2 separate regions of the Homo sapiens genome follow, and region 2 is linked to region 1. A link is a contact called in ENCODE Hi-C data. All regions are on one chromosome and are shown on one strand. The core of a region is the stretch at or near the end of the contact, and the rest is flanking DNA. Distances in the headings are between cores, read along the strand shown. Region 1 holds the start of USP3 (ubiquitin specific peptidase 3). Region 2 overlaps SMAD3 (SMAD family member 3).

What was found. Hi-C counts contacts between places; a loop is a spot of excess contacts on that map. Pooled maps may share reads with other maps.
Region 2: a pooled map shows a loop between it and region 1 (9-fold over the local background). The contact joins the enhancer-like site here to the promoter of USP3 in region 1. A Hi-C loop is called at or near these places in 2 of 37 single-sample maps with no recorded cell type and 6 of 50 pooled maps.

The regions. Positions count from the first base shown.
Region 1 is chr15:63,499,182-63,505,842 of GRCh38, forward strand. USP3 (ubiquitin specific peptidase 3) reads left to right here and starts at 5,412. Exons shown (of 15, transcript NM_006537.4): 1 at 5,412-5,649. The coding sequence starts at 5,559. RefSeq lists enhancers at 3,692-4,485, 3,964-4,013, 4,486-5,278 and silencers at 5,004-5,343, 5,694-5,803, 5,874-6,073, 6,144-6,223.
Region 2 is chr15:67,079,035-67,085,381 of GRCh38, forward strand. The region is part of intron 1 of SMAD3 (SMAD family member 3); the gene reads left to right. Among named protein-coding and RNA genes, the nearest start is that of SMAD3, 17 kb to the left of the region's middle. RefSeq lists enhancers at 3,169-3,308, 4,066-4,185, 4,656-4,735. Within about 2 kb of position 2,202, at least 33 of the 41 ENCODE cell types and tissues checked have a DNase peak (open chromatin) inside an H3K27ac peak, as active enhancers do.

The DNA.
Region 1 (6,661 bases), core at 4,162-6,661:
TGGATTCTCTCTCTGGAAAGGCCCTCAATGGTCATTTAGTTCAACCCCCGATTTTACAGATGGAAAGAAAGATTGGGGCCCAGAGAGAAGTGACTTATCTACTATCAAAGAGTTGTTTGGGGCCGGGCAAGGTGGCTCACGCTTGTAATCCCAGCAACTCAGGAGGCTGAGGCTGGAGCCACTGGAGACCTGGGCAACATAGTGAGACCCTCTCTCTACAAATTTTTTTTTTTAATTAGCCAGGTGTGGTGGCACATGTCTGTGGTTCCAGCTTCTTGGGAGGCTGAGGCAGGAGGATAGCTTGAGCCCAGGAGTTCAAGGCTGCAGTGAGCTGCGATCCTGCTCCAGCCAGGACGAAAGAGACCGTGTCTCAAAATAAATAAATAAATAAATAAATAAAAGTTGTTTGGTGCTAGAGCCACACTGTTTTGCTTAATCTGTCAGTGCTTTATCTGCAAAGTGGGTCTTTAAACAAGAAAACCCCCTCATCTCCTTCATAAAAGGAGATTTCAATGATAAAGAGGAAAGCGTTAAAAGCAGTATAAGTCAATATGTTGATGATGCGGTAATTACAACAATGGCACCGAACATAAATCTTTCTTCAGTTACTCAGAGGCTTGTCTGTGTCCTGTGGTCACTAAATGACTCCATTATTCGGAACTTTGGCTTCTCCTGTGTAATACTGCAAAATCATTGACATGACCATGTGCATGAGGGGTGAAACCTTACCTCTTTTGATAAAAGACCAGTTACTGATTGTGTAAATTTGTGCAATTATTTAACATTCTTTGAACTTTAGTTCTCTCACCAGTAAAATGGAGATGATAATATCCACCTCCAAGGTTTTGTTTTTGTTTTTGTTTTTTTGTTTTTGCATTGGTAGGGGGGAAGGATTAAAGAAGAAATAAAAACCATAGTATTTATTGGGTCCCAACAAGTTGCCACAGTATCAGACACCTAGTTGGGACCCAATAACATGTAAGTTTCCGTTCTCAAATAGTTGAGGTCCTTTCTCTGAATACTTAGGGGACCATATCATATAATTATTGCTGTAATCACTTTAAAAAGGAGCACTTCCAACAACATTCAGTGGACAAATTTTTTAAGATCTGCTATTGCTGAACTAGGTGCTGAAAATCCTCAGATGAAAAAAAAAAAACAAAACACCTATTCCCAAGACAGACTGAAATGTGAACAGAAAATAACAGCACCATGTGAGAAGTGTGCTTGGGTGAGTGACGGAGGGCTTCCCGGAAGAGGCTATGTGCTTCATGGGGAAGGAGTAGGAGCAGACCAAGTAGAAGGGGACCAGACAGGGGAGGACACGGAGGTATGAGGAAGCACAATTTCTATGAGGGGACTATTTGAAATACTTCTGTAACAGTTAAAAAAAAAAAAGTTATAATAAAAGGGAGGGGCCAGGTACCTGTGAGAGCAGTGGGTTTTGGATTTTTTCCAAAAGGTGGGGAACCACTGAAGAATTCCAGCAGGGAGATGATGTGAAAGGGGTAAATGGGAAGTAGTGGGGAGAATGACACCACCAGTATTCCTGAGTGGGGAAGTGAGAGCTGGGTGGTTGGAGCCCACACCCACCCCTCTCCATTTATTTAGTCATTCAACAAATAGTTACTGAGGGCCTGCCACCTACCAGGCTGTATTCCAGGGGCTGGAAATCAGGCAACCAACAGCACTGGCAAGATCTTTGTTCTCATGGAGACTGACAATAGATAAGCAAGTAAACATGCAAGGAAATATTAGATAGGTGCCACTAGGAAAATTAAACCAGGCAACAGAAGAGTCTCTGAGCGGCAGCGGCCCATTCCCTGCCCCCAACACTTACCAAGCCTCCTCTTGATATAACTTTGGTTTCCCAAGGAGGCGTTGCTCCTAGAACAATCTCTATGGTAAATATTAATAATTAAGCCATCTCTCGGAGTGTTTCCAATGAGCCTTCCCTGGGTGAGGATAGTCAGAGCTAGTTTTCCCCAGGGCCTGGTCTGCCTTGTAATTGTTGGTTAAGGACCATCAATTCTGCCAAAAGTCCTAAGTTTAAGGTTTTAGGAAAATCGCGGCAACCTTGAGACCTTTCCTGAAGTGGTTCCCCTGCAATATATGACCTTGCCCTCCCCTCACTACCGACCCCACTTCCATGTATATACACAATTATCCTTTAGGAGAGAAACATTTGATAGTACGGTTGCAATTTTGCATTCCTCCCCTTTGAAAAATGCAAACTTTTAGAACAGGCCCGCCGCTTCGGGCAGGTTTTGCCGCGGAAACCACCCTCCCTCCCCGCCCCCGGATGTCCAGAGGGCTGGGTGGGGAATCCCGGGAGCAGCGCACTCAAGAGCACGGGAGCTGGAGGCTGGAGGCTGGCTCGTCACCATCAGGGCTCCCTGGGATGTAAGTCAGAGCTCCTCAGTGCCAGAGGGATGCGGGCCAAGAATAAAAACGCGAATGTTGTATTAAATGCAGCTGAAGAAACGAGGGACTGAAAAGGCAGATTTCCCAGTGTGCCTCATGGTCTTCCCCCATTTGACTCATTTACTCACTGCGGGTTTCTTTTTCTCCACTCTTTTCTTATTATGGAAACTTTCAAAGACACAGGAAAGTTCACTATTTTAGGGAAATCTAGCAAACGCCCCAGGAGGGCCTCTCTGATTTTGCCCAACTTCTCTGGACTGCCTGATAGAGCTTGCCCTCTGGGGACTATCACAATCGGGACTAAATTAGGGCCCCTGCTCCCAAGGGTTTTTATTCTAGCTGGGGAGAGAAGTCACTAATGGAAACTTTTTTTTCCCTTAAAATAGCTTACACCTTACAAAGCACTTTCACATTCCTGATTCCGTTAAAATCATAAAGCTAGAACTGAAAGGAAATTTAGAGATCATCTCTAGGGGTCAAATATTGGCAAATATTGGGCCACCTGCTAGGCTCTTGCCCATGGTAGACATGGCTAACATACCGCACACTCACCCGTTCATGTCATGTATTCACTTACTTATCAGACATCCTCCATGTTCTACATTGCATGTTAGAAATAAAGCAGAAAACCAGACAGACTTGTTTGCTACCTTATGGACAAACAAGAGGAAGAGAGACATTAAACAAATAATTACACGCATGAAGAGTGTTTTTAGGCCGGGCGCGGTGACTCATGCCCGTAATCCTAGCACTTTGGGAGGCCTAGGCGGGAGGATCTCTTGAGCCCAGGATTTCGAGACCAGCCTGGGCAATATAGGAGACACTGTTTTTTTTTTTGTTTTGTTTTTTGTTTTAAGTGTTTTTAAAAGCCGGTGTTGGGGCAGACAAGGACATCACACACTGGGAGGTACCCTGCGGGTGGGAAAGGGTCGGGAAAGACTCCCTCAGGAAGTGATGTTTAAACTGAAGTCTAGGGGATTAGGAAACGGAGTCTCTGAGAGGGTGAAGAAATATTACATACCAGTATGAAGCATGGCCTGAGTGAGGTCATGCTCCAGGGCCGAACAAGGGGTTATGGATGCTAAGTGGGGGTGGGTGTCCGGAGGAAACAGAAGGTTGGTGGAGCAAGGCCTTAAAGACAAATAGGTTGACATGGAGAGATGGGTGGAAGAACTTGAGCCAAGGGCAGATATTATTGTTTCTCCTCCTCCCGCTTCCCAGGGAAGCAGCTCTCATCTAGTGTCAGTAAAAACAAATACAAAGTTATAATTTATTGGCCACCTAGTATGTGGTGGCAATTTTCATGAATTCTCACATGTTCCTTGCGAGACAAGTATTCTTCTTCCAGTTTTACAGATCTAGAAAAGGCTTGGAACGGCTAGAGACGCTTGCTAAGCCTGGCCGTCAAGTAGGCAGCAGAGCTAAGATTTGAAAGCATGCCGGCCTGCCTTCCTAGGCAGACGCACTTTCCACAACGCATCACTGCCATAAAAATCCCAGGCCGAGGCTTGCTCTAACAGCAAATACCACTTGGAAAAGGACAGATCTTTGAGGACCCAGAAATACTTCTGGGGAAAGGATGAGCAGAGGTGCCCCCGGTGGGTGGATACCATTAGGCAGAGGTCTATGCGGAAGAGGCCGACTTGTGGCGTGGGAGGTAGGGAGGAGTAAGAAGTGATTGACGGGGCGTCCCTGGCTGCTCTAGGACTGCATTGCGGGGAGGTGCCCGGCTCTAACCACTGCCCGGCCCGGTTAATCATTTCCTGACCTTCCTTCCTCCTCTCGCTCTGGCCGCAGGATTGCCACATCAGTCTTCCCCCTCCTCCTGCTCGCCTTCTGGCCCCGAGGCTCCTTCGCCGGGTTTTACAAGGAGCCCCAACTTGGAAGCAATATTTGTAATAGCCCCGGACGTCCTCAAGTGCCCCAGTGAGATCGCAGGCTCGATCCAGGGTATGCCGGCCCAAGCGGCCCCTTGAGGCTTGCCCTCTTCTCTAATCCCTCACTAAAAAGAGGTCAGAGGGTCAGGGATCCAATCTCCATACAGATCAACAAGTTACAGACTCGGTTTCCCCCTGCGGTAAAAAGGGGATGGTAACAGCTGGTAGGGTGTTGCGAGGCTTAAATGCGGTATGGGAAGTGCCTGGCTGGGAGACCTTAGGTATCTAACAAATGCTAGATCCCTTCCCTTCTTATCGCCTGGTAATGGGGAGTTTAGCTTGCCCAGCAATCCCAGGCTACGTTTATCTCACTTGAACTTCCTGGCTTGAAAGTCCTACGATGTGCTGGAGGTAACGCAGATGGTGAGTCACAGTGACAGGATTTGAACGTGGGTTCATGGGCGCCCCTGCGGGCCCACCCACGCAGCATCTAGGTGGCTGGCTAACGCCACGTGTTCAGAACCTAGAAAGGGCTACGGATCGCACCTGCCGCAAGGAGCCTAACGCTAAGTCGGGCGGGACTGCCCTGGCACCCATGAAACCCGCTGCCCGCCTCCCCCGGGGCCAGGCCCTTGGCCTCCCCAGCTTGTTTCTTCGTGTATAAAATGAGGGCCACGGTGCCTGTCTGCCCGAGAGGTTTTAAAGTTCTTCTTTACACTTTGCGGAGCGGCCGGATTTTTACCACGAAGCCACCGAGTAGTCCGCACCACATAGGTTCAGTATCCTCCGCCCACCGCAGGAAACGCCGCGGACGGCCCGGGGTGCCCTGCTCGGCGCCCCACCCTTCCCGGGGCCGGGGAAGCGGCGTGACTAGGAAAGTCACTTCGGAACACAGCCGGACTCTGCGCCACCAGCTGGAGCTCGCCGGGACCCCACCCCGCGGGCTGGGCGGGGGCGGACCCGGGGGCGGGGCGGGGAGGGGCCGGCCTGGAAAGGCGGAAGCCTCCAGTCTAGGGGTGGCTGCAGAACCCGGATCTCGGAGTTACACGTTCTACGGAGCGGGGCGCCGGGAGACGGCGGGCGAGAAAACCCGGCGTCCGGAAGCCCGTGCTTTCTTTGACGCAAGGGCTCGAGACGCAGCCGCCGTCGGCCGAGCGCCCGGCTAGAAGCGACACCAGACGGAGCCTCCGGAGTTCCTCCGCCCCCACCTCGCCGGGTCCTGGAGCCGCAGTCCTCCCAGCTGCCCTCCTCGTGGCCATGGAGTGTCCACACCTGAGCTCCAGCGTCTGCATTGCTCCGGACTCAGCCAAGTTCCCCAACGGCTCCCCGTCGTCCTGGTGCTGCAGCGGTGAGTGCGGCCACGGGCCGGCCCCGCAGCGCACCCGAGGCCGCGGCTCTGCCGGGCCTGCCGTCTAGGGGCCGCAGGCGGCCGGCGCGCGGACTCGGGGAGGGGCGAGGGCGAGCCGGGCCCGGCGGGCTGGGGAGGGTACGCGATGAGGCGGGCGCGTGCGGGAGCGGCGGCGGCTCCTTTGTTTCCCGAGGCCCGACGGCCGGGCCAGCGAAGGAGAGGGCCGCGAGGGGCGGGAGTCCGCGGAGGCCTCGAGCGCGTGGGGGCAGCGGCAGGCGGGGACCCTGGCCAGCTGCGTGCGCCCTTGCCCCGCCCTGCCGTGGCCGGGGGCTGTGCCCGTCCGTGTTGCGGGGTCGCCTGTGGGGCGGGTGTCCGGCCCCCGAGGGGCGGCCGCACGTGTGGCGGGGCCCGCGCCGCGCTTCTCCGCAGACAGGGCGGGAAGAGCGCCGCTCTCCGGGCGCAGCTTTGTCTGGGCTGCGGGGCGCGCGGGGCTCCTCTCCTCCGCCGAACCCGGCCCGGGTTTCCTTTCCCTTCTCCGCAGGCTCGGGCACCTCGAAACCCCGAGAGGCGCTGGGAGCTCGGGCGGCGGAGGTCGGGGTCTTTCATCCGTCAGGGATGGTGAAGTTTGAAAACAGGCTGCGGGCTGAGAAGCTCGGAGGCTGAGCCAACAGCTGCTTTGGAGGGGACTGCTCGAGTTTGTTTTTCAGACCTTTTGGGTTGTCCGAAAATGCGTTGGGATTCCCAGTTCCTGTGTTGTGAAACACTTATTAGATTTATATAAGGCTTTTGAGTAGCTTAAGCGTTTTAACTCCTGCTGGCCCCCTTGGAAGCCCCAGTGCCCTCTCATTGTCTGCTCTAAGCGACTTCTTAGGATCGCACCGGCCACACGGCTTTGCTTACTTCCTGGTAGGGCCCTGGTGCCACCGCTAGTCTTTGTTTATTAGCTTTGAGATGGTCACTGGTATCTTGGGTTATATTAATAGCGTACAATTCGAATTGTGCACTTCAGAAA
Region 2 (6,347 bases), core at 952-3,451, 3.6 Mb after region 1:
AAGGCGTGATCTTGGCTCACGGCAACCTCTGCTTCCCGGATTCAGGCTATTCTCCTGCCTCAGCCTCCCGAGTAGCTGGGATTACAGGCATGCACCACCATGCCTGGCTAATTTTGTATTTTTAGTAAAGACGGGGTTTTTCTATGTTGGTCAGGCTGGTCTCGAACTCCCGACCTCAGGTGATCTGCCCGCGTCAGCCTCCCAAATTGCTGGGATTGCAGGTGTAAGCCACCGCACCTCGCCCCCCGCATATTATTTCTTTATGGTGTAGAACTCACTAATACTGCTAAAAACCCTTTCTGACAGAGATGGGAGTTAAGGCTTCTAAGTTCACACCCAGATTTCCACAGAGACCTTAGAGACAATCATAAATATTGCACAAAATTATATTGGAATATGAGCTCGGGGCACATAGGCTCTGGTGCCTTGTACTAGAAGCTTAGGTGAGCTGTTACTCTTGGCCATGTCCAAGCATTTGACTCAGAAGATGGTCGAGTCAGCAGTGTTGACTGTTAGCAAATCACCTAAGCCCACTCACATGGGGTGATCCTGGTACGTGTTGCATGGACTGAGTGTCAACTGCATGCTGAGTGTATGCCAGAGGGGGTGATCTCCTTGATCTTATTTACTTACCTACAGTACTCTGGGTACTTATGTATTTATGTTTACAGAGGAGGAGGCTGAAGCATTGAGGGGTCAGTGGCAGAACAGGAATCTTAACTCTGGTCTCTGGTTCCTAGTTCTCTGAGCTCTACCCCATAGCCCCTCAAGAAAGGATGGCCATTGTTGTCCTCATACAAAAAGCTATGACACTGCTATCATTATTCTCATTTGGTAAATGACAGAAACAAGGTTCAGATTACTTAGGTAAGTTGCTTTAAGTCTCAGGCTAAGGGCTGGAGCTGGATTTGCCACTGAAGCTCTACACCTTCTAGAATCTAGGGTGACTACATAATTTATCAAACAAACCAGGATGTTTCCAAGAGTGAAAAGGGGCAGCATTATTAATTATGGCCACTATTAATTACGGTCCTTGGCCATAAATCAGGACCGTCCAGGCAAACCTGGGTAATAGTCACCCTGCCTCTGGTCTTGATACCTGACCAAGGTAATGGAGAATTGGATCCGCCAGCTCATGTGCTGTTGCTTAAGTGGAAGGGAATGTGCAAATTATGTCCTGCTATTCTAAGTGAAAGGACTTGCCCAAGGTCATGCAACAAGTTGGCAATGTAATATTTTAAAACTGGACGAGATGTTGAAAACATGGTAAAGTTAGCACTAGAGCTTAATTAACTGGAGTATGAGTTAGGGAACATTTGGCTATGCTGATGTCTACTACTGAAGGGAAAGGAGGTGGAGGTCAAGGTCAGGTGTGTATGGAGCAGGTGGGGGTGGCAGTGGCAGGGCATTCACGTGGCTCTACTATGTCGGCACCATCATCAGGCCCTGTCCCTTTGAAGTCCGGGAGATGCCACTAGGCCCAGTGCAACTTGGATGATATTTAATGGCCAAGAGCAGAGACTTCTGGGACCTGACTTTTCCTGCTCTCCACTTTACTTTAGCTCTGGGCTTCAAAGGGACTATTGGCTGGGAGTGGTGAAAGTTTAGTGGATAATCCTGCTGAAGAATTTTGGAAGGCCTTGAGGAAGGAATTAAAAATAACAGTAAGCATGCCTTTTCTTTCTCTTTGATTGTGGTCAGTGCATGGAATGTGCCAGGGCCGCTGCGGAGCAAGCACGTGGCCCCGAATAACCCCTCCCTGCCAACGGAATTCTGCAGAGAACATGTAAGGGCTGTGCTGTTTCACTCCTGCTTTGGGCTCTCAGGGTTTGTTTCCGCGATCATCCAAACCTCATCCTCCTTCTCTTGCCCCAGATAATTTATTGGAAGTCTGGAGAGGGACTTGAGTTCTCTCAACTCTCCAACCAGACTGTTGCTGTGGGCGAGGCCATGTCGGGTGAGCTCCAAGGAGAGCAGTTGGAATGACAGAGAGGAACGGTTTCAGCCTGAGAAATGTGAAATATAAATTCAAACCAAACTTGGCACCTGTTTGGAGAGCTTCAGCTGATACTACAGTGCCCCTGTCGTTAGCCTTTGTGGCTCAGCTGGGTCTTATAAATAGAACACGATGCATTTCCCCTTTTGCTACCCCACAGACACGCGGAGGCATGTGTGGGGGTGGCATGGACAGAGAGTATTCATTACTTATGCTCCAGTGCATCAGATAGTCATCGTGGGAACTGAGCCCTGGTGTCATGGGGATGACTAGGCCATCTTGTGGGTAAGGCTGGAAGCGGCTTTTGAGTCTCCTGAGTTACAGCTCTTCTTACCCTTGCCAGCCTCCCTTCCCCAGCTGAGGCCCTCAGTCCTTCATGCCTGTGTGCCGCAGTAAGCCAGTTGGCCCCTTCCGTCGTGAGTCCATCCCACATTCTGTATCGGAGCCCAGCATTGCTGTATCAGGATGCTTTTGGCCAAAAGTGACTTGAAACCCAACAAATAGCTTCAATCATAAGAGGGCTTATTACTTCCACTAAGAAGGCTAGAAGCAGGAAAGTCAGGCATCAGAAGGTCTCAGGAGCCTTACATCTTTCCTCCTGGCCATATTCTCTTCAAGCTTGTCTCCTGTTGGTCCAAGGGTGGCCACAACTGTTGCAGATATTACCGTCTATAAACGTTGCATCCAAGGGCAGAAAAGGGCTCCTATTCCTTGGGGGTCTCTTTAGGAAGAAAACCTTCCCCGGGAGCCTCCTGGTATCTTGTTGGTCAGTATTGTATCACATGCAGTCAATGACAGAAATAATGGACCCTCAGAAGCCTCTCGAGGTCAAGGGCCCAGGCTATTCCTTTGACTCATCAGGGTGATTAGTATGGAGGTAGGTGCTTAGTAAATTTTATTTGGGTTAGTGCAAAAGTAATGGCAGTTTTTGCCATTGAAAATAATGGCAAAAACTGCCATTACTTAGGCACCAACTTACTGATTAATGTTTGTTGGTTGCTGGTTTCCTTCGCTAAGTGAGACTCCTGAACACTTACTGATGATGTCTTGCTGACTTCTGAGGACATGATGGTAAGTCTGCCCTCATGGAGCTTGCAGTCAGGTGGAGAGATAGTGCTATAATTGTGTTTGGAGTATCTCCTGAGTAGATTGTGGCAGTCTGGTAGCTTTGGAAGAGGTGTTAAATTGAGGCCCAAGGAGACAAAAGGACCTGAGAAACAGAGCAGGGGGACTGTCTGGGCCTCTGAATGCCATGCCCAGGGCCACACATTTTGTGATGCAAGCCAGGTTGTTTCAGGTTTCAAGCAGTTGCGATTTCTGTCTCCACCCCTCCACCAGTCTTATTTTCCTGTTGACAAAATGATAACAACTTGCCCTAGGGTTTGAAGTGGGGGCAGGGCACAGCGCTGAGAGCCTCCTCCCTCAGGGGAAATTTTCTAAAGTTTCTCACTGTGTTCTAGCTTCAAAACCATATGCAGTTTAATTGCATGTTTAGTATCTTTGTGCATCTCTCTTGTTTTGAATCTGCTGGAAACTTTCTCTGAAAGCATATATATAGGAAGACATAAAAATTCTATAAATGTTTAGTGGTTAAAAACAAAGTCCTGTCCAAATTATATAAAGTTTTGCCGTCGTCGGACGGAACTTTCTGCAGATAGGGAATACCCTTGAGTCTTCAGTCGCAAAGAGCTAATCACTAACTTCAAGTGTGCAAGTGCCCTTTCATTCCAATTCAGAGAAAACAGAGCCTGTCCCAAGGCCTCGTGTTTTGTTTTCCTATTGATCTAGGAGCTGGGATAACTTGGAACCCCAGGGAACATCTCAGAGTTAATTAGTTTTTTGAGGTCTTCTTGTTTTTCTTGCTTGATTAAAAGAGTTACAGTTTTTGCTCTGATTGTTTAAAAAAAGAATCTATCACTGCTACTGATCCAAGAGGTGAGGGTTGGCATGGGGTGGGCACTCCAGTAAATACGTAAGTTGTCTTCCTGCCGTCTTGTCCTGGTGGAGCAGAGAGAGGTGCCTTTGAGCATGGGCCTGGAACCAACAGCTACTTTCCTGGAAAATTCTTCAGTTTCCAGAAGCAGTGGCCAGGTGAGCCGGGGCATGAAACCAGACGAAGTTGCCGCAGTGCGAGGCTGGTTCTGTTTGCCTCAGTTCTGAAGTTAATGGTCCAAGTTCACCACTCATAGAGCGTCAGCCTGTTGGGGAGACGGAGGCCCTGACGGCCATGCCAGGGTGCCCCCAACCCTTTGTTTAACCACGGCTGTGGACCAGTGGTCTCAGATGTTTACCATCGCCTGTTTATAAGAGGGAAGTGTGGTCATATTTCTATCTCTCTTGTGGGCTGCACGGTTGCCTTACTGGGGTTCATGTGGGAAGTGGTTACCGTTAGGAGGAGGATGAAATAACAGTACTCACAAAAAGGCTTTGATCCAGGGATCTTTTTAAATGTCATCTTTTGGCCACTGTGTTTTTTTATTTTTATTTTTTGCTATCTGCTTTAACTTCAACGATGAGAAAATCAAACCATATGCTGGACATCATTCTGCCCAGCTGGGCTGAGTCAGAATTGCAGTTCAAACTACTTCTGCTCTCCCTGGGTTTCGTGTGCTTTCAATGTGGGGATATCTTCCAGATCTGCAGTTCTCCAGAGCTAGGGACCCCTCAGCTCCAGCTGCTCTCTGGACAATACCTGAACATCCCTACAATATCTGAAATTGAATGTTTGCCATTTCTTCTTCTTTCTCCTCACACAACCTACTCTGATGTTCATGATTACTGGAGCCCCCAGGTTCTAAAAAGTGTTGAATTAGCAAGTGAACAAATAAAATGAGACCCAAAGAAACTGTGATCTTAGCATCCTGTTTTCTGGGTGAGGTTGAGGGTCCTTGGCCTCTCTTGCTGGTGGAGATGGGCTTTATGACTTTGGGGAAGTCAACTTGACTTCCTGGGTGTTGGTCTTCTCTTCTACAAAATGACAAGCTTGAAGGGAGAATCTGAAAGAATCTGTGTATCCGTTCTCAGATTTTCTTTTTTTTTCTTTTTTTTTTTTTTTTTTTTTTTGAGATGGAGTCTCGCTCTGTCGCCCAGGCTGGAGTGCAGTGATGCGATCTCGGCTCACTGCAAGCTCTGCCTCCGGGGTTCATGCTATTCTCCTGCCTCAGCCTCCCGAGTAGCTGGCACTACAGGCGTCTGCCACCACACCTGGCTAATTTTTTTTTTTTGTATTTTTAGTAGAGACGGGGTTTCTTTGTGTTAGCCAGGATGGTCTCCATCTCCTGACCTCGTGATCTGCCTGCCTCGGCCTCCCAAAGTGCTGGGATTACAGGCATGAGCCACCGTGCCTGGCCAGTCTCAGATTTTCATGATAGCCCTCTGAACTCTCCTTGGCTTCTTGCCTTTGGCTGTTTTCTCAATGCATATATTTTCCTGGGGGACAAATCTAAGTTTTCATCTGATGCTCTGCCTTCAGAGGGGAACCATTCCTTAATGACCTATTTAATTGTATTATCATTGTTGTTTAATTCATCACATATTTACTGAGCTTCTTTTGTTGGTGGTGGTGCCATCAGACACAGTGGTCCAGGAGCTGCAATGCGTTGCTGATGAGGATGGTCACACATAGCTCTGCCCTCATGGAGCGTCCCAGGGTGAAATGAGACCTCCCCTGAGAACCGACTCCCAGGGTAGGGGAAATCAGTCTGCAGGCAAAGAGGAATTCAAATTTAGCCTGAAGCACAGGTTTTCTGTGCTTCTAGGCACCGGCTGCATTCCAACCGTAGTGCCATAAAAATACAGGAAGGAAGGGAAACGTGTTCACAGGTTGGTTAGAGATGTGGAAACCAACAATCAGCTCTCTCTTATCCGTAAGAAACTAGAATCTACTGCTGGCTTCAGTCCCTCAGACCTGCTGCTCAACAGAGTGCCCTTTCAAACCTGGGTTAGACTCTGTGCTAATGGCTTTTTTCATGAACCTCAGACAGCCGGAAAGTATATTCTTTGAGGATTATGATCGACTAGGATGCTCGGGAATCTTTAAAGAGAAGCACTATCTTGGCTATATTTGCCCTCAGTTGTTTTAAGGCCAGTGAGGAGACTGAGCATTTCAGAGGTGAAGCATTTAGAGGATGGCCTCTGAAAGCATACGGCTCAGTAAACAACTGACCCATCCTTTGTCACCGTTTTTGTCCAGCGGCTGTCACCATAGGGGCTCCTCTGGTGTGGAGGAGAGAGAATTAGAGGCAGCAGGCCTGGGTTCTAGGTCTGCCTCATTGTGAACCAGCTTCAGGACCTTGGGTGAGTCACTTTTCTGCCCTGGCCCCTGGCTTCCTCTTCTATAAACTGAAGGTGT